2 separate regions of the Homo sapiens genome follow, and region 2 is linked to region 1. A link is a loop called in an ENCODE intact Hi-C map of the cell type or tissue named here. Cell type or tissue: heart right ventricle. All regions are shown on one strand. Each heading gives the region's core, and the rest is flanking DNA. Links, peaks and the distances in the headings are about the cores only. Region 1 overlaps LARS1 (leucyl-tRNA synthetase 1). Region 2 overlaps RBM27-POU4F3 (RBM27-POU4F3 readthrough).

Region 1 (12,207 bases), core at 1,684-9,683:
ACTTCTCTCATCAGTCAGCAGCCGTCATCGAGGCAAGACTCTCCACCAGCACAAAGATTACAACTCAACTGAAGGCTCAGATGATTATTAGCATTTTATAGCAATGATGTATTTTAAAATTAAGGTATATACATTGTCTTTTTAAATATAACTTTATTGCACACTTAACATAATTCAATATAGTATAAACATAACTTATATATGCCTTGGGAAATCAAAAAATTTGTGTGACTTGTTTTGTTGTGGTGGTTTAGAACCAAACCCACAATATCTCCCAGATATGTCTGTATATTTGTGTGATTATATGAGATTTGGACCAATTCCTAATTTTAGAATAATATATTTCCCCTGTATGCCACTAAAGAATTAGTACTGTTATTGTTAGACTAGAACCTAACATTGCCTATGGGTCTCATAACAATGAATACTTCACTATTTGTTGAATTAGAATGTATATTGACATATTAACAATTAGTAGAAAGGAGCTTTATTCAAAGAATATGAAGAAGCCCAAGTTTAACTTGAATATTTAGGAATACATAAAGGTAGGATTAAATGTTTCTTCTTAATTTATTATAGCTTCTATATGTTTGTTAATATGTATATGTATATGCTTAAAAATATACTTTAAGTAAATTAAAGTAATTGTGATATACTTTTAATAGTGGAACTTGGAAAATTATTTTTAATAGTTGATCTGATTCTAAGTTAGAAGAGTAAATAATTGATTCATAGGAATTCTTATTTAAACAAAATTTGTGTATTTCTCAGTAATTGCCTTTTAAAATTTTCCTTTTATAGGTAGACTGGCGTCGTTCCTTCATCACCACTGATGTTAATCCTTACTATGATTCATTTGTCAGATGGCAATTTTTAACATTAAGAGAAAGAAACAAAATTAAATTTGGGAAGCGGTAAGTTTGTTATACTTGAGCATAATAAAGCAAAAATCAGTTGGGCACAGAGGCTCACGCCTGTAATCCCAGTGCTTTGGGAAACTGAGGTGAGGGGATTGCTTGAGGCCAGGAGTTTGAGACCAGCCTGGGCAACATAGCGAGACCACATCTCTTTATATAAAAAAAAAAATTAGCCAGGCATGGTGGCATGCACCTGTAGTCCTAGCTACTTGAGAGGATGGGGCAGGAGGATTGCTTACATGAATAAATAAATACCTTGTAGCCTACCTTTTCCCATTACCTTTCAGGTTTTAAAATATGTTGTTTCTATTCTTTTGTATCCTTTGTTTTCCTTTTTTCCTTACCAGTGTCTTAATTTCTCTGAGCTGCTTAGTGTTTATGACAGATATAACCAGGGAGAATGGGAGGGTGGGCTTTTATTATCTTACTAAAGATTATGTTCAGTATTCCCTGCCAAGCAGAAAAAGTAATCATTTGATTTGTGTTTTATTTTATACTTTGTTCTACAAATTAAGATTCTTCCTTGATTATGTAGATTAATCAAGGAAGATAACTTAAGAAATGAAAATAAGTTATCTTCCTTGATTAATCTACATAATCAACTTCCTGATAGTTTCATTTGTTAAGTCAATTTATGTTTTATAATCTTTTGTTCAATACCACAAAGCCAAGATCAGTGTGTATTTTTCAGTGGTATTACCTTTGACGAAGATAGAAAGCTTTCATTAAATAAGTAGGTTGACAGTGGAACTACCATAAGAGTACACATAATAGACACAGATATCTACTCAGAAATTCTAGTTGCAAGACATGTAAGAAATTAGGTGCAACACAGGCAAATATGGTAGGATAAAACGTGAATATTATAATAATGTTTGTCACTTTTTGTTTATTTTTTAGGTATACAATTTACTCTCCGAAAGATGGACAGCCTTGCATGGATCATGATAGACAAACTGGAGAGGTGATTATTTGTGAGACAGAGTAGCTATTATAATAATCCTTAATAAGACTATAGAGTTTAAGAAATAGAAACCTAAAAATAACTTCTTTGTAGTGCTGAGGGATGTAGTCCTGATACTCTGGTGGATATGAAGAGGAGATAGAATATCAATACAGGTACCTGTATCTTGTGTAGTACCTAGCTATCCTAAGAGTCATGTGAGGACAGCTGCATCAGTTTGTTACAGGAAAGCACATTGTTTAGCCTCACCCCAAAATTGCTGAATCAAAAGTTCTGGGGGTGGGGCCCAGGAATATCTTTTTTTTTTTTTTCAGACGGAGTCTTGCTCTTTAGCCCAGACCGGACTGCAGTGGTGCTATCTCGGCTCACTGCAAGCTCTGCCTCCTGGGTTCACGCCATTCTCCTGCCTCAGCCTCCCGAGTAGCTGGGACTACAGGTGCCCACCACCACACCCAGCTAATTTTTTGTATTTTTAGTAGAGACGGGGTTTCACCGTGTTAGCCAGGATGGTCTCGATCTCCTGACCTCGTGATCTGCCCGCCTTGGCCTCCCAAAGTGCTGAGATTACAGGCGTGAGCCACCGTGCCCGGCCTCCAGGAATATCTTTTTACGAGCTCTCAATGTGATGTATATGCATGCTAATGTTGTGAAGCACCATCTGGAAAATAAACAGCTCTAAAAAGAAAGCATGGGGAGAGGTAATAAGATATGTGACCAAGATTTGATATACACAGATTCCAGTTATATTTGCTTTGATCATGTGCCTTCTTGCTTATTTCCAAAGTAATTCTAGCCATGCCTAGAAGTTCATTCTAATTCCTGTAGAACACATTATTAACATTATTCTCTGAAATACTTGAATAAATCAAGAGTAAGTGATTTGGCTAAATCCATGGCAAAGTAAAAATCAATGACAATGCCAGCATCTGAACTTATGATTCCCTATGATTGCATCATTTTTTATTACCATCTTTGAACATATTTTCAAAATCAGCCTTCAATTTTGATGTAACTTATCTAAGTGAGAGTTGATCAAAATTTTAAAAGATTTGAGAGACTTAAGACCCAGTAAAGTTTTAATATAGCCAATGGCAGCAATATCCTAGATTTCAGTAATCCTTTGTAGATTTTTCAAAGCATTTTTCATCTGTTATCTTGTGTGTTCCTCAGGACAGTCCTATCTGAGACGCAACATCCTTATTTTACCAATAAGGAAAGAAAGGCTTAGAGAGATTATGACTACCTTGGGTCTAACCATTAGTAAGGGAGCAAACTAAGTTTAGAAAGCACATTATCTCTGACCTCTGGTCTAGTGTCTTCCTTTGATGACTACTATGTGGGACATGCCCTGGGATGGAATTAGGGTTGATTGTGTCTTCTCACCTTCATTTTGGCAAACACTATTTTGGGCGATTACTCCAAATCTCTCCTAACGTACTAGACTTCTGTGTGGGTATAGTTAGCACACCACTGGCAATCTCTTCTCTGCAAAAAAAAATTAATAATGCAAGAACCCATTTTAGGGACTTGAATCAGATCTCTCACATAGATTAGTAGGTTTAAGGCAAGTCTTTTTTTTCCTTCAAATTTTTGTATCGTTTATTTGCTTAGGGTGTTGGACCTCAGGAATATACTTTACTCAAATTGAAGGTGCTTGAGCCATACCCATCTAAATTAAGGTAGGTTTGCCAGAGTAATTGCTTTATCATTTCTGAACCATCAGATAGTTGTTACAGAGTTGACATGTTTTTACATCAATATTTGTTTTTTTTTCTCAGTGGCCTGAAAGGTAAAAATATTTTCTTGGTGGCTGCTACTCTCAGACCTGAGACCATGTTTGGGCAGACAAATTGTTGGGTTCGTCCTGATATGAAGTACATTGGATTTGAGACGGTGAATGGTGATATATTCATCTGTACCCAAAAAGCAGCCAGGAATATGTCATACCAGGGCTTTACCAAAGACAATGGCGTGGTGCCTGTTGTTAAGGAATTAATGGGGGAGGTAAGTTGGATAGCAGATTTTTTATTTTAATGCGTAAATTTCAAGGAAAATTTCAACAATGAATATTGAGAAAAGAGCATTACAACCTTAAAAAATGAGGTGTACATGCAGTAAACTGTGTAAGTCTTGTGTGTTTTGGTGCATTTTCATATGTATATACACTTACGTAAACACCACCTAAATCAAGATATAGAACAGTTTTAGCACTCCAGAAGGCTCTCTCATGTCCATATCATTAGTACTCACCTCTCTCCTCCAAAGGTAACCACTGCTCTGACTTCACCAAAGATTAGTTGTTGTTCTTGAACTTTACATAATGGAATTGTGTAGTCTGACTGTTTTGTGTCTAGCTTCTTTTGCTTAACATTATGTTTGTGAGATTCATACATGTTGTAGGAATAGTTCTTTTTTTATTGTTGTGTAATATTCATTGTATGACTGTATCATTAAGATAGCATATTTTATTTTTAGGTTTCAACTCGGTAAATATCTGGTTGAAAAATATAGGCAGTCCTCCCCAAGAGATTTAATAGCTGCATTAGTCATTATATTATTTTAAAAATACTATTACCTGAATTCCTGGTAATACTAAATTTGGAATTGTAGCTGCCTTTTTTTTTTTTCATGTGAAGAAAGTCTTGGTTGATATTAATTAAATATGGATGGTTACACAGCTCATCTACTTTATTTTATTTTTATTTTTTTTTTTGTAGACAGTTTTGCCCTTGTTGCCCAGGCTGGTGTTCAGTGGCGCGATCTCAGCTCACTGCACCTCTGCCTCCTGAGTTCAAACGATTCTCCTGCCTCAGCCTCCTGAGTAGCTGGGATTACAGGTGCGGGCCACCACGCCCAGCTAATTTTTTGTATTTTTAGTAGAGACAGGGTTTCATCATGTTGGCCAGGCTGGTCTTGAACTCCTGACCTCGGGTGATCCACCCACCTCGGCCTCCCAAAGTGCAGGGATTACAGGCGTAAGCCACTGTACCCAGCCTTATCTACTGTATTATCAATATTTCTGAGTGTGTTTAATTCCATTTAGTGAATGCTGATCTTTGGTATCTTAAATAATTTTTTAAAAAGAAAAATATGAGTAGAGTACCATCTCAATTCTTTTAAATTGAACTATTTTATTCCTTATTTAATACTTTGATTGCAGTATATTTACAAGTCCCAAAATTCAAAAAACGCAAAAAGATACAAAAGTTCCCCATTCTAGAGGTAGTTAGTAATATCTGTGTCTTGTGTATCCTGGTAATATTTCATGTATACACAAGCGAATACACACATACTCTTTGTCCCTCTGTTTTTACACAAATGGCAATATACTTTATATGCATTGTACCACATCTTGCTTTTTAATTTGTATCTTGGCAATCATTTTGTCAGTACATAAACAGCTTCTTTATTCTTATTTTTTATAGCTACATAGTATTTCATTGTTTGGTTGTACCACAATTTACTTAACCATTCTCTATTAATGGATATTTGAATTGTTTCCTGCCTTTTTCTTTTAAAAGCAGCACTGCCACATCTCTTTAGTTCCTAATGTTGGAATTTTGTCTGAGAAGTTCTTGGGAACAGTATTAGGGACATACATGTTTTCCTATTCTTAATGCAACTTTTCTCCCTGTTAATTTGAGCAAATTCTGGCGTGAGGGACATGGATGTTATAAATTGCAAAATAGTTTCAACATTTAAAATGGTTATAATATTTAGCTGTCATCCATATGACTGCAAATTCTATAAAGGCAGGTTATAAGTACATATATGAATAAAGAGGGGTGGGTGGGAATTATGTGGAAAGGAAAAGTGTGTTCCTTAGCTAGAGCAAGAAGCTGCAAATTCTTTGTTGCCATCTGAGAATTTGGGTCTAAAATTGCTTAATCTTTTGGATTTTTTCAAGTGAAATTAGAACTATCCTTTTACTTTGTCTTCATAACTACTATTTTAAATAGATGTATAGTACCCATTCTTGTTCTTGTAACATATTTTGTTAAATCATTTTTTCTATCATTGAAAGCTTTAGTTGTTTCCAGGCTTTCCTAGTATAATTAACTCAGCATTGGGTAGACTTGTTTAAGAAAAAATAATTAGTTGTTGTTGAGTCTGAGTTACATGAACATTTTGTGGCTTTTGCTGTGGATTCCTATATTTTCTTCAAGGAGTACAATGTCACAAACAATGTATTAGTGTACTCATGTCATAATATTGACAGATTTAGTTATTATAATTATTAAAAATTATTTTTCCGGGACGGGCACGGTGGCTCATGCCTGTAATGCCAGCACTTTGGGAGGCAGAGGTGCGTGGATCACCTGGGGTCAGGAGTTCAAGACCAGCCTGGCCAACATGGTGAAACCCTGTCTCTACTAAAAATACAGAAATTAGCCAGGCGTGGTGGTGCATGCCTGTAATCCCAGCTACATGGGAGGCTGAGGCAGGAATCGCTGGAACCTGGGAGGCGGAGGTTGCAGTGAGCCGAGATCATGCCATTGCACTCCAGCTTGAGTAACAAGAGCAGAACTCCATCTCAAAAAAAAAATTATTTTTCCTCTAGTAGGTATAAAATAATGTGTTTTGTTTTACTTCATATGTATTTTATTTATATTCTTTTCTTTATTTTTTGAGACGGGGTCTCCCTCTGTCACCCAGGCTGGAGTGCAGTGGCACGATCTTGGCTCACTACAACCTCCACCTCTCGGGTTCAAGCAATTCTCCCGCCTCAGCCTTCCAAATAGCTGGGACTACAGGCGCATGCCACCACGCCTGGCTAATTTTTTGTATTTTAGTAGAGACGGGGTTTCACCATGTTGCCCAGGCTGGTCGCGAACTCCTAAGCTCAGGCAATCTGCCTGCCTCAGCATCCCAAAGTGCTGGGTTTACAGGCGTTAGCCACCGCGCTCAGCCTGTATTCATTTTTTAATTGACAGAAATTGTATTTATGGTACGCAATATGTTTTGAAATATATATACATTGTGAAATGGCTAAATTGAGGTAATTAACAAATTTATACCTTACGTACTTACCATTTTCTGTGGTGAGAAGAGTTAAAATTTAAATCAGGTGCAGTGGTATGCACCTGTAGAGCCAGCTACTTGGGAGGCTGGGACCTCAGGAGGCTTGCCTGAGCCCAGGAGCTTGAGCCTGTAGAATGCTATGATAGCACCTGTGAATAGCCTCTACACTCTAGCCTTGGCAACATAGCAAGGCTCTGTCTCTTAAAAAAATCTACACAGCAATTTTCAAGTATAAAATACATTGTTATTTCCTATAGTCACCATATTGTACAATATAGCTCTTGAATTTATTTCCATATATTTTTGATTACTAGCTTCTCAGGGCTTAAAATATTAACATAGTTTTAATTCTAATGGTCACAATGAATTACTTCACCTTTTATATTGATTTTTTTCTTATGCAGGAAATTCTTGGTGCATCACTTTCTGCACCTTTAACATCATACAAGGTGATCTATGTTCTCCCAATGCTAACTATTAAGGAGGATAAAGGTAAAGAGTTTATTTATTTCTAGAAATATTTTGATAAACACATTTTGGTTCTAGTTATTAATTCCACACTTTGTTTTCTAAGGCACTGGTGTGGTTACAAGTGTTCCTTCCGACTCCCCTGATGATATTGCTGCCCTCAGAGACTTGAAGAAAAAGCAAGTAAGTATCTGAGTTTCATGTTTGTATTTCGTCCTCACCATCTCATTGCTTAGGTGCTGCTGAACTACGCTGTGGGACTAGGCTAAAAAGCTATGCATTTATCTTTAAACTGCTATCTCTAACTTGTTTCTTGATGTTAATATATTTTCTGTGGTTTGAATTTTAAATATGTTCACAGAATTTTGAAAAAGCTTTCTGATATTCACATTTTCATTGAAATCTGGCATATGAACCTCAATTTAAGTGATATGTGTATGTCTATGTACATTTTTGCTTTTGGTTGTGTGGTTTCATTTAGGCTATTCACTATAACTTTAGCTATTAAATTTTTGAAGGTTACAGATCCCTTTTGAGATATTTGGCAAAGTTAGAAAATTGCTCTCTATGGAGAGGAGAACAAATAGAAACTTTAAAGAAACTTTTAAGAAACTTTGGAGATTGCTTCTCTCAATGATTCTCCCAGTAAAGTGTTGATCATTAGTGTTAACTTGCAAATTTTTCTGTAGGCCTTACGAGCAAAATATGGAATTAGAGATGACATGGTCTTGCCATTTGAGCCGGTGAGTACATAGATAATTCAGAATATTCACATCCATCTCTTTATCAGAGAAAAAGAAGAGCTAACATGTTTTCCTTATAACAAAATTAATTGGTGGAGTATGAAAAAGAGAGTTTGCTTAAGGATTTACTCACTTTAATTTGATACCTGCTATGGTAGATAAGAGCAAAAGGAAAACTAACAAGCATTTTCTTACCACCTGGCACCTGCAGTTCTGGAACAAATAGCTTTTTAGCATCACCAATTTTATAGTAGCTTGCTTTGCTAGTGTGATCAATTTCCTGGCTTCTAAAGATAAAATTTTGCCCTTTTCATGAATGTTTATATGTAACCATAATAACTTTAACAAAGTCCTGTACAACTCTGTTTTATGTTTCTTGTATTTTCATGTTAGTATCTATAGAAGAAAAACTTTTAAATTACTAGCAAATGATTTTCATTTCATGAAAGATCCAGAGGAATTAATATAAACCAAAAGCACAACCATCCATGAATCTAGTTGTTTACATCAGCAGGCCCCAACCTTTTTGGCACCAGGGACTGGTTTTGTGGAAGACAATTTTTCCATGGACCAGCAGGGTGTGGTAGGGGAATGGTTTTGGCATGAAACTGTGCCACCTTAGATCATCAGGCATTAGATTCTCATAAGGAGCAAGCAACCTAGATCCCTCCATGCACAGTTCACAATAGGGTTCGTGCTTCTATGAGAATCTAATGCCACCCATGATCTGACAGGAGGTGAAGCTCAGGGGGTGATGCTCGCCCGTTCCTCACCTCCTGCTGTGCAGCCTGGTTCCTAATGCCATGGACTGGTACCGGTCCACATCCTTGGGGTTGGGAACCCCTGGTTTACATCATTTTGCTAGTTTCAGTATGAATTACTTAGGTAATTATATGCCAGTGGAGGATAGAGTGTTGGGAAAGGTGTGTGTGGTGGGGGAAGGGCATTGGGGGTGTTGGTACACAGAGTATGGGTGGTTCCTGTGGAGAGTAGAAGGACAAATTTACATCTGGAAGTTAGTCACTCTGTGATTACTTAATGTGTGGCAGTGTCGTAATGACATATACAATCTGAAATGACTTAATTGGACATTAGAGGCAAAAGGACTTGTGCCCTACAGAGCTGTGTGTCCAGTCAGTGTGAACACGTTCCTGATTGCTGTTTGCTGCAGGTGCCAGTCATTGAAATCCCAGGTTTTGGAAATCTTTCTGCTGTAACCATTTGTGATGAGTTGAAAATTCAGAGCCAGAATGACCGGGAAAAACTTGCAGAAGCAAAGGAGAAGATATATCTAAAAGGATTTTATGAGGGTGTAAGTAATAATTTTTTTTAGTTTTTATTTGCTTTACTCCATGCTCTGTGATTTTCTTAATTAGAAAAAATGTAGAAAAATTTAACATAGTTTCAGCTATACATTGATTTGAGAGCTTAATATGAGAATGTATTCTATTTCCAAATTTCTAATTTTTGTTTTTATCATGTCCTTTGCCTAAAAGCATTTTCAGAAATTGTCTTTTTCGTGCCCTCTAGGAATCTCTATGGAGTGAATTTCTTGACAAGATATTTCAAATTAGTTCATATTATTATGCAGTAAACTTCAAAGATTTATTGAATGGAGAATACCTGGTCCCTTCTTTTGCTCTTTTAGTTAAGGAGTTCATATTTTAGATAAGCAGTTTTATTCAGTCCATTAATTTATTTATTAATGTCTACTAAATGCCAGGTGAGTTCAACAAACATGTTCTGAACCATTCTTTTCTCCTAATTGTGCATATGTTAATGTGGTTTATATTTCCATGGAAAGAAGGCTAGGCTAGAGAACATAAAAATCCAAACAAGTTATTAGGTGCTTCAGAGTCAAATGAAGATTTTTAAGGACATCAACAAGAATGTTTTTTAGTTTAGCTTTCCTACATTTTTCTGGATAACCAAGAATTGGTTACATTTCTTTTTTTTGAAGTGACACATATTTTGAATGATGATAAAAGCAACACTTATGTAGCACTTATATATTAATTTACTTAATTCTGAAAATAACCCCATTCTGAAGTAGGCACTCTTATCTCCAATTTACGGATGAGGAAATGGAGGCACAAAGAGATTATTAACTGATTTACTTGAGATTAGCCAGATAGTTAGCCAGTGGGAACTGGAATTCAAACTAGGTAGCCTGGCTCTGGGATTTACATTTGTGTGTGTGTGTGTGTGTGTGTGTGTGTGTGTGTGTGTGTCTATCTGACGGAGTCTTGCTCTGTCTCACAGGCTGGAGTGCGGTGGCTCAATCTCAGCTCACTGCAGCCTCCAACTTCCGGGTTCAAGCGATTCTCCTGCCTCAGACTCCTGAGTAGCTGGGACTACAGGCACGTGCCACCATGACCAGCTAATTTTTGTATTTTTAGTAGACACGAGGATTTCACCATATTGGTCAGACTGGTCTCGAACTCCTGACCCCAAGTGATCTGCCCACCTTGGCCTCCCAAAGTGCTGGGAGTATAGGCTTGAACCACTGCACCTGGCCAGATTTGTGTTCTTTTTTTTTTTTTTTTTGAGACGGAGTCTTGCTGTGTCGCCCAGGCTGGAGTGGAGTGGCTCAATCTTGGCTCACTGCGACCTCTGCTTCCTGGGCTCAAGCAGTTCTCCTGCCTCAGCCTCCTGAGTAGCTGGGATTACAGGCCCCTGCCATCACACCCAGCTAATTCAGATTTGTGTTCTTAATCACTGCATTCATTAAATATAACTTTATAATGCTGGATTAAATAGATATTGAAGTATTTTGGTATGTTAGAGGTTTAGAATGTCAAAAGAGAATGCATGTCTTTTCTACCTAAGATAGAAACAATTTGAGAGAAATATAAGAGTCATGTAGATGAAAATAAGAGTCATGTAGGTGAAAATATCTGCTTTATTACCAGAGAAAGCTGGAAGGTGATTGAGGCTTAATTGATGGCAACAATGGATAAGCTAATACTTTGCCCTAGAATGTTATTGGCCTACTGAAAAAGATAGAGGTGAAAGAGTAGGCCTCCTTCTAAGAGCAAGCTTTATCACATGGTCAGGCAAAGAATACTCACCTGCAGCAGGTGGGGTTAGAAAGAGGAGCCTAATTAGATGAAGCCGAATGTACTTAGTTCCTTCAGAAACCACCAGGAATGAGGTGAGTGAGTGTAATTGAAGTCTGTCTATGTGGAAACTTAAGAAGTGGAAGTGAGTATTCCTTCCTAATCATGCTCACACTAGGTATCTCCGTGATACCTAGTGAGGTGTGGGTATCACTGACAGAACGATAAGTGTGTTATAAATATTAGTTATCCATGCTATACCAAAATGAAAAATTATCGTTGTAAATATGATAAATTTCATACTAAAAATATTTCGGTGGGCAGAAGCAAATTTAGTTAGGGAAAATTAGGAAAGAAACTCAAGGCAGATTCTAACTGTTTTATATGTGGTTTTTCTCCCCTCTCATCCTTTTAGATCATGTTGGTGGATGGATTTAAAGGACAGAAGGTTCAAGATGTAAAGAAGACTATTCAGAAAAAGATGATTGACGCTGTATGTGATAGGCTATGCTCTGAAGGCTGTTTTAGAAGAGCTGTTAATAGACTTGACAGTGTTATTAGCAGTGAGTTCTACAGTAGAACCTGGAGCTATAATAAAAATATCATACAGTTTTGCGGCAGAAAATAGACCTATTTAGCAATTCATTTAACTTGAACATCCCATCTATAATGTTGATAAAGGTAGTGTTTTAAAGTCGATGTGTGCATAGCATGTGTAGAGAACTTTGATGATATTTCTGGCAGTGGCCATTTTAGATACTGGTAGTTACAATCCTTTCTTTCTGTGGTGTTTCTGTCGTCCTCCTCTCATCCCTCCGTTTCTGTTATAACTCTCTTCTATTTAGCTGAGTTAACCCTTTACATTTTTATTTTTGACAACTTTGTATACCCATAATACTATGAGAGACAATGGTCTGTTAGGCTTGTTGAAATAAAAAAGCAGCAATTTCCTCATCACTTTTCCATAATTTAAATTTCTCTTCCTTGGAGGGGGTAACATTTAATCGTTTTAGTATTGATCTCCAGCTCTTTTT
Region 2 (12,207 bases), core at 1,877-9,876, 130 kb before region 1:
CTTTTGTTTCGTGTGTGTATACTGGGTTGCAATGCAAAAGGTGTCTCATTTTGAGTTGCTGTGAAAAAAGATTCAGTCCCTGTTCCAAGACTAAATTTTGCCCTTTGGAGCCCCCTACAGGCTCTAAATGTTAATAACGTAAATCCTAAAGTAAATAAATAGCCCCACTGTTGGAGGGTGGTTCAGAAACTACCATTCAATAATTTATGCAGGAATACATGTTTACATAGATAAATAGGTAGCGTTTGGTCTAAGAACTCGAACTGACTATGTGAATAGTCTCAATCTTGAAGCAAAATTATCCTCAAGAAAAAATTAATTTGGCAAGGTATTAGCCCTTACAAATTAAATTTAAAATTAGAAGAAATATATCAGTATCTCACAGTGATAGAAGTCTGGAGGCAAACTAAGAAGTAAAATCACAAGGACTTTAGAAAACTATTAATAAGACATTCATCTTTATAAGGTTTTTACAAAGGCGTGTTAAGAATTTAATCAACAGAAATGGCTAAGTGCTGAAAAGGCGTGTTTCCGCCCCTATATTTGCCTTCAAAGAATTGAGTAAATTACAATTTTGAACAATCAAGTGCTAAACCTGAACTCCAACTCTACATATTATTTTAAGAATTAGTAGGTCACTATATTCAAACTAGTAAAACTCTTATGAAGTTGGCTGGGGGTGGTGGCTCAAGCCTGTAATCCCAGCACTTTGGGAGGCCAAGGTTAGAGGATCACTTAAGATCAGGAGTTCACGACTAGCCTGGCCAACACAGTGAAACCCTGTCTCTACTAAAAATACAAAAATTAGCCAAGATCATGCCACTACACTCCAACCCGGGCAACATAACAAGACTCCATCTCAAAAAAAAAAAAAAAAAAAAAAAAAAAAAAAAAAAAAAAAAAACACCTCTATGAAGTGGTCAGAAAACTGAAGTGGAAGTGAGGTCAGAAATTCAGGCTTATCTTTATCTAAAACAAGCTAAGCGGTCTTCTTTCCTTGCTGCTCTTTCACAAAAAAATAATTTAATACAATTGCAAAGAAAAAGTAACAGCAATGTTAATCGTGCTTATGTTAACGAACACCACTACCACCACCACCACCACAAAAAGAAATGCTTGCAGAAGCCTAAGAGTAGATGGAAACACAAATAACTCACAATCATCCAACACTATTCTGCCCTTGATTTCACCCCATATCAAATTGCCTATCTTAGAATGTTGAAATGGTTTAGTTAACCTAAGGTCAACTGGAGAACAGGGAAGAGGCCAAATGGTAGATGATCCTGTTGAAAGGAGAGATCTTGGCAATAAAACCAATTTAGCATAAATGAAGGTGATTCATAATACAAGCAGTAGCAGTAGATTGCCTTTTCTTTTTTCTTTTCTGGGTCAATTTTGGTTGGTCTCTCAAGTTAGGTCTTTCAGACTAAAAATGAACATAAAATGAGCAGCTCTGCACAGCAAGGTAATGTTGGTCCATTTAGTCTAAAGCAACCCTATCATCCAATATCCCCACATGTTGATAAACACAATTCTGTGTTTACGGTAACATATCTAGATCCAGATTTGACTGTATGCTGGGGCTTATTCAAAATTTATCCTTGGCTTTAGCACAATTTACTTCAAAATCAGTAAAAATATCACATAAAATCATTAATTTCTGTTAATGAGAGCTCCATCTTAGTAAAACATTTGATTTGTTCAATAGATATAACTATGTTCAGAATTTGCCTGCTCCCTCCAAAAAAGTCCCAGAACTAATGTTTATTGTAAATATATTTAGGATTAATTATGATCTACTCAAAGCAAATGGTGACAAACAGCTTATTTGCTATTTACATAATACATAAAATAAATTTTATTTGAAAGGAATGAAAATAACTTTACTCTCATTCTTTGAGTATTTTCTTGTATAAGCTGAAATTCAAAGAATGTTCCTTCTTAAACAATGCATAATCATTGGAGGGGGAATTTTATAATAGCATTTTTTAAAATGGGAAAACCAGGTGATACACTTCCCTTCTCTTTCTCATCACCACCCAGTCCTTAGTGCATAACATCACTATCTTCCCGTTTGTCCTTACAAATCTTTGTCACATTCAGAACTGATTTATGTTTAAATCATCTCTTCTAGGTGTTTTTTCCCTTCTCCCTATTCTACTTAAGGAAAATGTCCCTCCTACTGATGGCAGGCATAATGAATATCCTCAAGACAACATTAAAATAATTGCTTTCAAGAAACTGTTTTGTGCTTTTTTATCTGGGATACCAAGAACCATCCAGGAACAAAATAATGTGGCTATCAAAGGTTACTTACAAGTAGCATTTTAATACCTTCTCTTTCATTCTCCAGGCTACTCTGTTGAGAAAGTTATCCTACTTAATATTTAATAGCCAGTGACTTCGAACCCAACTTCATATTGAGTGATGTTCTCTCATGTTTATGAACACAACATAAAACACACATACATAGCCACTACTCACTCACTCTCACAAGCAAGCATACACACACATTTTCTTTCTTTCCAGAACAAGCCAGAATTACAGCTCTTTTGGTGATTGTTATAATTTTTGGAATGGTTCATAAATTTTCCAAATTCTTTTAAATTTGTAATACTTTCATCTTTTTTCTTTTTTTTTTCCAATTGTGAACCATTCCATATTGCATCTTTATTGCAAAAGTCAACATGCTTCTTAGAAATTCAGATTGTAATTGATAAAACAAACATTACATATATGAATTTAAATGTATAAACAGTTAGAAATTCAACAATATCTCCTATTATACTATTACACAAGTTCACAATTTTGTAAAAACTATAATACAGGCATACTATACATCAAGAGGAACCACTATTCCTTTTCACATGATTTTTTTCTTTTTTGAAATAATGATCCATCACCAAGGACCCCTTTCACCTTAACAAGACTGTTTTCCAATTTATCATCTTAGCTGGTAACAACATTTCTTCAATGTTACATAAAGAAATTGAGGGAAATTTTGCAATACTTGGGGTTACCTTTTTATCTTGGACAGTGATCCACTAGTATATCAGGCTGACCTAGTCAACTGGTGGCTATTATTGCTGATCAGCTACTTAAAAAGATGTCATACACATTAAGAGGGACAGAACTTGCTTTAGATGCTGTATGTTATTTCTGTAAATGAAGATGCCAAGAAAACATGTATGGCAGTTATTCACTTTTAAGTGAAATTCTAACAGTTGAAGATTTGATGGTGGAAGTAAATCCCAAAGGGGGCAGGGGATATATATAAACTATTTTATGCTAACCTGAAGTTTTCCAGTATTATAATTAACTCACTTCAAATTCATCTTTGAGTCAAACATGTTTTAAAATTCTTTGAAAGCACACTTTTAAAGTATTTTTAGTCCTGTTTAAGGTGTACTGAAAACTTATAGAAAGGGCCTCAAACCTTACTGAAAAAACTGTTTTTCACTTTAACACACTTCTATCTTCTGCCCCCAATACTAAAAAGTCAAATTTTCAACTTTTTACTGAGAGTGAAATAAGATGTCCATTTTGAGGTCAAAAAAATCATATGAAAAGGAATCTCATTCTGTTGAACTGTCTACTGAAATTTTTCTTAGAGTTCCATTTATTTACTGTAATTTTCAGTTTCCAAATACAAAAATACAACAATTCTTATTGAAATCTATACGCTGGTAGTTTTAGTACACAAAAAAAAAACCCAAACAAATTATTTACAAAATTATACAGTTTAAGAAAAAACTTTGTACAAAAAATATATAAATCCTTTGTTCCCTCTATCACGTTTAAACTGTCAGGACTCAAAATATTCACCACAATGAATCTTTCAAAATATATACTGACTGAGCCACAGACATCAAGAAAAATTTCATTAGAGATGATGGAGGAGTAAGGAGCAAGATTGTGTATTCTAGATACACCATTCTGATGTTTTCCTTCTTTTATAAGCTTATTTTACCTTCAGTGTTACTAGAAATATAACAATAACCTAGAAAAAGGAAGTCCTCATTATTATGAAAGAAAATTATATGAACTTAAAAATGACCCTGGTTTGACACATCATTCCAGGAAAACATGTAGAAGAATAAAGATTATCAGAACGTGGGATTTAACTTCTTATAGCTAAGTAAATCTAGAATCCTGATGGTTTTAAGTTCTTAGTGAATAGTTTCTATATTGAGAAATTGTCTTTACCTCAGCAAACAAAATCCTTGATATAGTGGTCACCAAGACCCTTTTGGAGACAACAGGAGGTTTCAAATTTTCATACCACACATATATAAAAACACAGATGTGTATATCCTTGAAAAAGTGACAGCCTAGGTACATTAATCATTTTATTTTCCCAGGGGTCAGTACAGTGTAGTGTTGCTCCTCTGCTTTTCCATCTAACATTCAGAACACGAAGACATAAATTTACATATATATTTTACTTAACAGATACTCTACTCTATACAGTGTACAGTAAAAATGCACACAGTAAAGGAAACTGTCTACTGAGGGATGCGTATGTTCATGGATAGCAACAAGCTACAAAATTATGAAAAAATAAGGTCATCTGAACAAAGTCATATATGACTCCCATTTATTACTAGCATACTCAGCCCTCAACCCCCTCCCACCTCCACCCCCCACCCCCCAGTCACCTCACCATCATGGTTTAAATTTAGGAAAAGAATTTCAGACATTTTTAAACCCTTCTGTGTAACTATACTGAACTGAAGCTTCAAAAGAGGGAAAAAATAAAGCTGGTGATTCTCTTCTCCCCAAAATCCTTCCATCATTCTCATCAAAACATCACTTATTTATCCAGGTGCTGGTTTGAACCTTTTATTGGAGACTGCCTGCGGTTGCCCAAATGAACCACTTATATCAATGATGACTAAGTCAGGCCTATTAATAGAAAGGCAAGAGGAAGAAAAGGGGGACGAGAAAGGGGCAATAGGTGAAAGCCTTTTACATTCTGAGTTATAAAAATTTTTAAAAAGACCAGCCGAACCAGCGCTCACTAAATATCAAAGCAAACTAAGAATCAGTAGCAGGAAAAGTCCAGGAGTTCATATGACAAGAGAATGGAAATACTATAGAGCTAGCTACCATTGCTGTAGCATTTAAGAACACACAGTTTGTTGTGATTTTCACTGAACTAGTACTACCACACATAAAAACCATGAAAAACAAATTTAGACTGAATACAAATTGGGCTCCTCCAAAGTAAAAAAAAAAAAAAATTAAAATTAAAATAAACATATTTTTCTTCCAAGACCACTCTTGAAAGCAAAAGGGTATTTTAATTACAAATATTTCCTACTGTCTGATGACCCATCCATAACAACTGAGAGTTAAAAGATTACAGGTGATTTTGACATTTAATTAAATTTTATCAGTAGATTATAATCCAAAATAAAATTTCTGAACACCCTGTCATTTACATCATAATCCAACACCAACAGCAACAAAAAAAAGGTGGTGTGGAAAATAAGGCTCTAGAGATTATCCATGTCATTGCTGTGGATCTTCACAACTGTGTAAAAGTCACTAGGCCTTTGGTGCTTTAATATCATGTACAGTTATGAGATGTGTTTAAATAGCAAACTTGCTGTTCTTGAACCTACTGTGTTGAAAAGAAAAATAAAAAAATTTTTTTTGGCTCATTGACTTCTTTTAAATAATTTTTAAAAGTTGTTCTTCTAAACAATATTCCTAAAAATTATACAGCTAGCATCAGATTTCATCTTCGCCATGAGCGAGACTCATATTCATCTTCATCTTCATCGTCATCATCAGGCAAAAACAAATCTGAGGTTTCTGTTTCCTGAAGAAAGAGAGGTTAAAATCTGCTTAGTGGCACAAGAATGGTAAGTAAAATACTTTTTAGGCCAAAGGACAAACAGGCTAGTATACAAAGCCCAGGCTAGATTTCATAAGGGATGCATGCAAGAGTATCTTTCAGGGCAAAAAAAAAAAAAAGCCCAAAATATTTTTGTAAATGAATATGAATTCTTCTCCCCTGCTAATTTTGCTACTTTTAATAGGAGATTTCTACTCTAATATCATCAGGAAAATAATGTGGACATTTAGTACAGAAAATTTAAAAAAGACTATGAGATACATTTCTGATAAATTAAAATTAATTTTATTCTATAAAAAATTAGGAAAATAAATGACCAAACACCTAAATCTTTGTTTTTATATCCATCCAATTGTTTGTGAGAGGTGAATATACTAGCTTCCCCATGACACTGATATTCCAAATCTTATATAAAAATCTAAAATCTTAGACAAAGTAGATGTATCTGCAAACACTACCCAAATACCATGACTTCTGTTTTTCTTTTAATCTAGGGAACATTTCTGCTTTTGCTGTGTAAAATTACCTATATAGTGAGAAGACACTTGATCAAACTATAAATGCTAGCTAGGTATCTTTTAAAACCAAGATTGTCATATAAATCAGGAAAACCTCGCAATATAGCCTAAGTGTTCACTAAATAAACTAATGATAAACAACAGGAGTAAAAAAGCAAAATAAATTCTCATATATTTTAAGAAGCTGATTATTCAGTACTTTTATTATTTAGGTCTTTAGTTTTCCAATTCTCTCCTCTATGTTCAACTTCTGCACACTCTGATTTTAACCAATTGTACACAGAAGGAAAATAAGAAACTCAAATCTATTACTATGGAACTTGAATAAACAAAAAGTGAAACCAACCAATTAAAGTTTAATTCATTTATGTAATCTCTGACTTTATTCATCAGAATAAAAATTTCTAGAGCTCAAATAAATCCAATATAAATGTAAACAAAAAAGAACAGTCTTTCCTATATCAGAAGAAAATAACCCCTAACACAGCTTCTTATATCTCTAGACCTGTTTTAATTCTCTAATAAACATCTAAACGGGTCTTAATTTGCATGCATGAAAGAAAAACCCAGCATTTTTTAATTTATACTATTTAATATCATAAAAAATACATAATTGAGAAGTGATCTAATTCAACTCTTATTTCCAACCACTAAATTTACCTCCTCCTTGACTTCTTCTTCTTCAGTCTCAGTGGATATAGATGGTACCTTGGGCTTGTGCCATGATATCTGTAGCCGACGGTCTTTAAATTTTGGCCCTTGGTTTGCGGTCTAAAATATATATTAGAAGAACATACAAGTTTGCACTCAAATTTACTAATGATTTCTGCAAATTCTGTGTTATTTAAAAAGTATAACATAGGGCAGGAGAGAAATCTGTTAAGGTGGATCTACAATCTCCAATGAGAGCTAAAAAAAATAAAGTCCCTTTTAATTAGAGCAACTATATGTTCTGGTTTGCCTAGGATAACCCATGGTTTATATCTGTGTCAGGTAAATGTTAGCATCTGTCTTGGTTGAAGAAATAATTTTTTTTCTAAGTAGAGTTGCTCTACTTACAAAAGTCATGATGAGGACAAGAAATATTCTTAATACAGGTATTGACCTTTGGCTTTGATATCTACATATATAGACTCAAACCTTAGAAAAAAGGTGAATCATCTGCTTATTCATCTCACTGCATCTCTCACAGCCCCACCTATGTTGGATAAAGTTCTTCTTATTTCCACTTCTGAAACGCTATACACTAATAAGCACCTCCCAGCTCATCTATGCATTCAATAAACATTAAACAAATGCCTAATACTATCCTAACTCATAAAACTGCTCCATTTCAAATGTTACTTGGTACTAATTTTTAAACATTTTTTTCTCCCCAGCAAATTCCAATAGGGGAAAGCAAATTTTAAAGACAAAGCAACACAGACAAGGGACTAGGGATCCAAAGTTTCAGAAAAGTAGAAGTTTAGCCATCCCTATAGCTTTCCTATCAAAGGTCCTCATTTATAGAACTGGGGGTTCTAAAAAACATAATAGAAGAGATTCTTTTTTATTTGGGCTTTCATTCTAGTCTATCTAGCAAAATCATTGCTAAACCTCCTGAAGCATTTGCCAAATGTTTCCATAAAACACTTGGAGCATAGCATGGTGAGAATGTACATTAGAGCAGACTCATAAATCCATTACTGCCTGCACAGACATCGTCCTGTGTTCTAAGGGAAAAATTCCCACCATTCCTTGAAGGGTCTAAATGCTCATAACCTAACACCAAACATTATGACTCATGGGACATACCAAACTGATGTATCAAAATAGCCCTACCAAATATAGATATGTACCTTTTTTTTTTCTTTTTGAGACAGGGTCTTGCTCTGATTCCCAGGCTGGAATGTGCAGTGGGAAGATCACACTCACTGCAGCCTCGACTCCCTGGGTCCAAGTGATCCTCCCACTTCAGCTTCCCAAGGAGCTGAGACCACAGGCATGCACCACCTCACCTGGCTAATTTTTTTATTTTTATAGACGGGGTCTCCCGATGTTGCCCAGGCTGGTCTCAAACTCTTGGGCTCGAGGAATTCTCCCACCTTAGCCTCCCAAAGTGTTGGAATTACAGGCACGAGCCACAGCACCTGGTCTATATTTACCATCTTTTAAAAATTAGGTAATGTACGTAACAGAGATCCTTTACCCTTTACTCTATCCTTTAACACACAGCCCAATTATAGAGAGGCTTTCCCTGCTTGTTTTGTTCATTTCTTTATTATTTGAATTTCTAAATAAAAACATATTACTTTTATAAACAGAAAAAGTAATAAAGATTTTTAAATCTGTAATAACTGTGTTGCTCTCCAAAGAGGATAAGAGGTCTGTCCTCCAAAAGGAATATTAAGGCATTAAATGTATTGCATATACATTATTAAAGGAAGAATAAGAAATGTATACAGAGTCTGAAATTAAGAACAAATAATTTCTACTATCTAACTTACAACAAATCAAATAAATTAGCAATTAGAATAAAGATATATTATGACGCTACCAAGTTAGGAATTCTCATACACAAATGGTGAGAATCTCAAACTGATTCTAAACTGGTAAGAATCTAAAACTGATGGGGTTCACTCAGCAATTCCACATACAGTCATCACTTGGTGTTTCTGGGGGACTGGTTCCAGGACTCTCTGTGAATACCAAAATCCATGAATGCTCAAGTCATTTACATAAAATAGTGTAGTATTAGCATGTAATCTACACACATTCTCCTATATACTTTGAATCCTCTCTAGATTACTTATAATATCTAATGCAATGTAAAAGCTATGTAAATAGTTGTTATACTGTATTGTTTAGGGAATAATGACAAAAAATGTACATGCTCAGTACAGATGCAACCTTTCATTTTTTTCCCAATATTTTTGATCCAAAATAGGTTGAATCCATGGAGGTGAAACCCACACATATGAAGGGCCAACTGTATATCCAAGAGAAATGGTGTGTACATGTGTAGTTAAAAACATGTATAAGATAGCAACACTGCTTACAAAAGCCACATAGTAGAAATAACCCAAACATCCATCAGTAAGAGGATGAGGCTGGGTGCGGTGGCTCACGCCTGTAATCCTAACACTTTGGGAGGCCGAGGTGGGCGGATCACCTGAGGTCAGCAGTTCAAGACCAGCCTGTCCAACATGGAGAAACACCATCTCTACTAAAAATACAAAAATTAGCCAGGGGTACTGGCACACGCCCATAATCCCAGCTACTCAGGAGGCTGAGGCAGGAGAGAATCGCTTGAACCCATGAGGTGGAGGTTGCCAAGAGCCGAGATCGCGCCACTGTGATCTGGCCTGGGCAACAGAGTGAGACTCCATCTCAAAAAAAAAAAAAAAAAAAAAGATGAAAAATAAACTGTGGTATATTGATACAACTATTATATAGTAATAAAAATGGCAAATTAATGTTACATGTAAAAACATGAATGAGTCTCACAAACATTAAACAGAAGAAGCCAAGCACAAAAGAATATACACTGTGTGATTCCATTTACATAACATTTTAAAAACAGGCAGAATACTACTCTAATATTTAGGAATGCATATTTAGGTGATAAAACTACAGTCAATTCTCATTACTTGCAGTAGTTTTGTTCTAAAAAGTTGATGCAAACATTTAACTGGCAAATAGCCACTACTTATAGGGGAAATAGAATTAGACTCTTATGAGCCTCTAGAGCAACCTTGTCCAACCTGTGGCCCATGGGCCACATATGGCCCAGGATGGCTTTGAATGCAGCCCAACACAAATTTCATAAACTTTCTTAAAACACTATGAGATTTTTTTTTCCTGTTCATCAGGTATCATTAGTGTTAGTGTATTTTATGTGTGGCCCAAGACAATTATTCTTCTTCCAGTGTGGTCCAGGGAAGCCAAAAGATTGGACACTCCTGTTTTAGAGGGTCACAACATTTTTGTCAGCTAATCAACACAAACTTTGGTTTTATGTGTTTCTGTTGAAAGACATCTTATTTAATATATGTTACTGATTCATTAACATTGAACTCATGGCCAAAAGCACTCACTCATGCCTGAACAAAGCTTAACTAACACATGTATCTTTGTAAGGCATATCACAGCCTTGCACTTAGGAACACTAGACAGGACTTTAGAACTACATTCGGGGGCCATTTAAAACAGTTTAATCACCAAGAAAACAAAAAAAATTGAGAAAAATGTGGCATTAAATAGACTGCAAAGGCTGGGCGCAGGGGCTCACGCCTGTCATCCTAGCACTTTAGGAGGCCGATGTCAGGAGTTTGAGACCAACCTGGCCAACATGGTGAAACCTCGTCTCTACTACTAAAAATACAAAAATTAGTTGGGTGTGGTGGTGGGCGCCTGTAATCCCAGCTACTAGGTAGGCTGAGGCAAGATAATCACTTGAACCCGGGAGGCGAAGGCTGCAGTGAGCCAAGATCATGCCACTGCACTCCAGCCTGAGTGACAGAGCGAGACTCTGTCTCAAAAATAAATAAATAAATAAATAAAACAAATAGACTGCAAAAGGGGCATTTGTTTACAGTATAAAAGCTGAAACAAGAAGGCATAGCACCACCTTATTTCTATCTCAGCTGAAAACGGGCTCATGAGGGGACTGGCAACTGTGTGTATGTCTGAGAATGACCACAAAACACCATAAGTATTGATTTTGGGGTTACAAATAAATTTTAGTGAGTAGATGAATTGGCAAATGTGGAATCTGAAAATAATAAGGATTGACTGTATAAAGAAAGCAAGGTGACTATCATAAAGTGAGGCTAACAGTTACTGCTCTGAGAAGGAGAGAAGATAGATAGAGGCTGGAGGGAGCAACAAGGGAGATTGGGGTATTGGAAATGTTCTATTTCTTGACCTGAGGTATAGGTATATTAGGTGTTTGCCTTCTCATAAATCATTGAACTATATGTTTATGATCAGTATAGTTGGTTTTTATAAACATTTTTAGTTGACTATAGGTATAACCTTTAAAAATTTTAAGGAAATAGGTCGGGCGTGGTGGCACATGCCTATAATCCCAGCCCTTTGAGGCTGAGGCAGGTAGATCACCTGAGTTCAGGAGTTTGAGACCAGCTGGCCAACATGGTGAAACCTCATCTCTACTAAAAATACAAAAATTAGCTGGGCGCGGTGGTGCATGCCTATAATCCCAGCTACTCAGGAGGCGAAGAAAGGAGAATCCCTGAACCTGGGAGGTGGAGGTTGCAGTGAGCTGAGATCGTACCACTGCACTCCGGCCTGGGTGACAGGTGACTTGAGACTCTGTCTCCAAAAAAAAAAAAAATTAAAGGAATACCAGATAGCTAAGATTTTTATGTGAAAAAGGCAAGGTTTGGAATGCAGCCCTGTATGTATAATACGATCACATTTTCGTAAATGTTTTTAAAGTGAGAAGCTTTATATATGTTTTCTTACATACATAGTATTTTTCTATAAAGATACCTAAGAATAGTGACTATCTTTTAAGAATGGAAAAAGATTAATAAAAGGGAGATTTTACTTTTATTAGTCATACTTTTTTTTTTTTTTTTTTTGAGACAGAGTCTTGCTCTATTGCCCAGGCTGGAGTGCAGTGGCGCAATCTGGGTTCACTCCAACCTCCACCTCCTGGGCTCAAGCAATTCATGTGCCTCAGGCTCCCGAGTAGCTGCGACTACAGGCAGATGCCACCACAGCTAGCTAATTTTTGTATTTTTTGTTGAGATAGGGTTTTGCCATGTTGGCCAGGCTGGTCTCAAACTCCTGAGGTCAGGTGATCCACCCGCCTCGGCCTCC

Evidence for each region. Peaks named below come from ENCODE experiments on the same cell type or tissue, not always from the same donor. Only the 100,000 strongest peaks of a DNase experiment are listed, where the experiment ranks them.
Region 2: a loop joins it to region 1, with 2.5 times the contacts of the local background. A loop is called at or near these places in 13 of 110 quality-filtered maps.

The regions. Positions count from the first base shown.
Region 1 is chr5:146,149,081-146,161,287 of GRCh38, reverse strand. It overlaps LARS1 (leucyl-tRNA synthetase 1), which reads left to right. Exons shown (of 32, transcript NM_020117.11): 7 at 802-914; 8 at 1,818-1,881; 9 at 3,493-3,560; 10 at 3,660-3,885; 11 at 7,308-7,395; 12 at 7,478-7,554; 13 at 8,061-8,114; 14 at 9,286-9,426; 15 at 11,589-11,666. Among named protein-coding and RNA genes, the nearest start is that of LARS1, 27 kb to the left of the region's middle. RefSeq lists an enhancer at 9,654-9,823. In heart right ventricle, for the core only: no CTCF peak of the experiment used is centred there; no DNase peak of the experiment used is centred there.
Region 2 is chr5:146,279,567-146,291,773 of GRCh38, reverse strand. All of the region lies in intron 18 of RBM27-POU4F3 (RBM27-POU4F3 readthrough), which reads right to left. It overlaps RBM27 (RNA binding motif protein 27), which reads right to left. Exons shown (of 21, transcript NM_018989.2): 20 at 7,042-7,152; 21 at 2,551-5,827. The coding sequence ends at 5,744. Among named protein-coding and RNA genes, the nearest start is that of POU4F3, 53 kb to the left of the region's middle. In heart right ventricle, for the core only: no CTCF peak of the experiment used is centred there; no DNase peak of the experiment used is centred there; H3K27ac peaks cover 1,260 bases.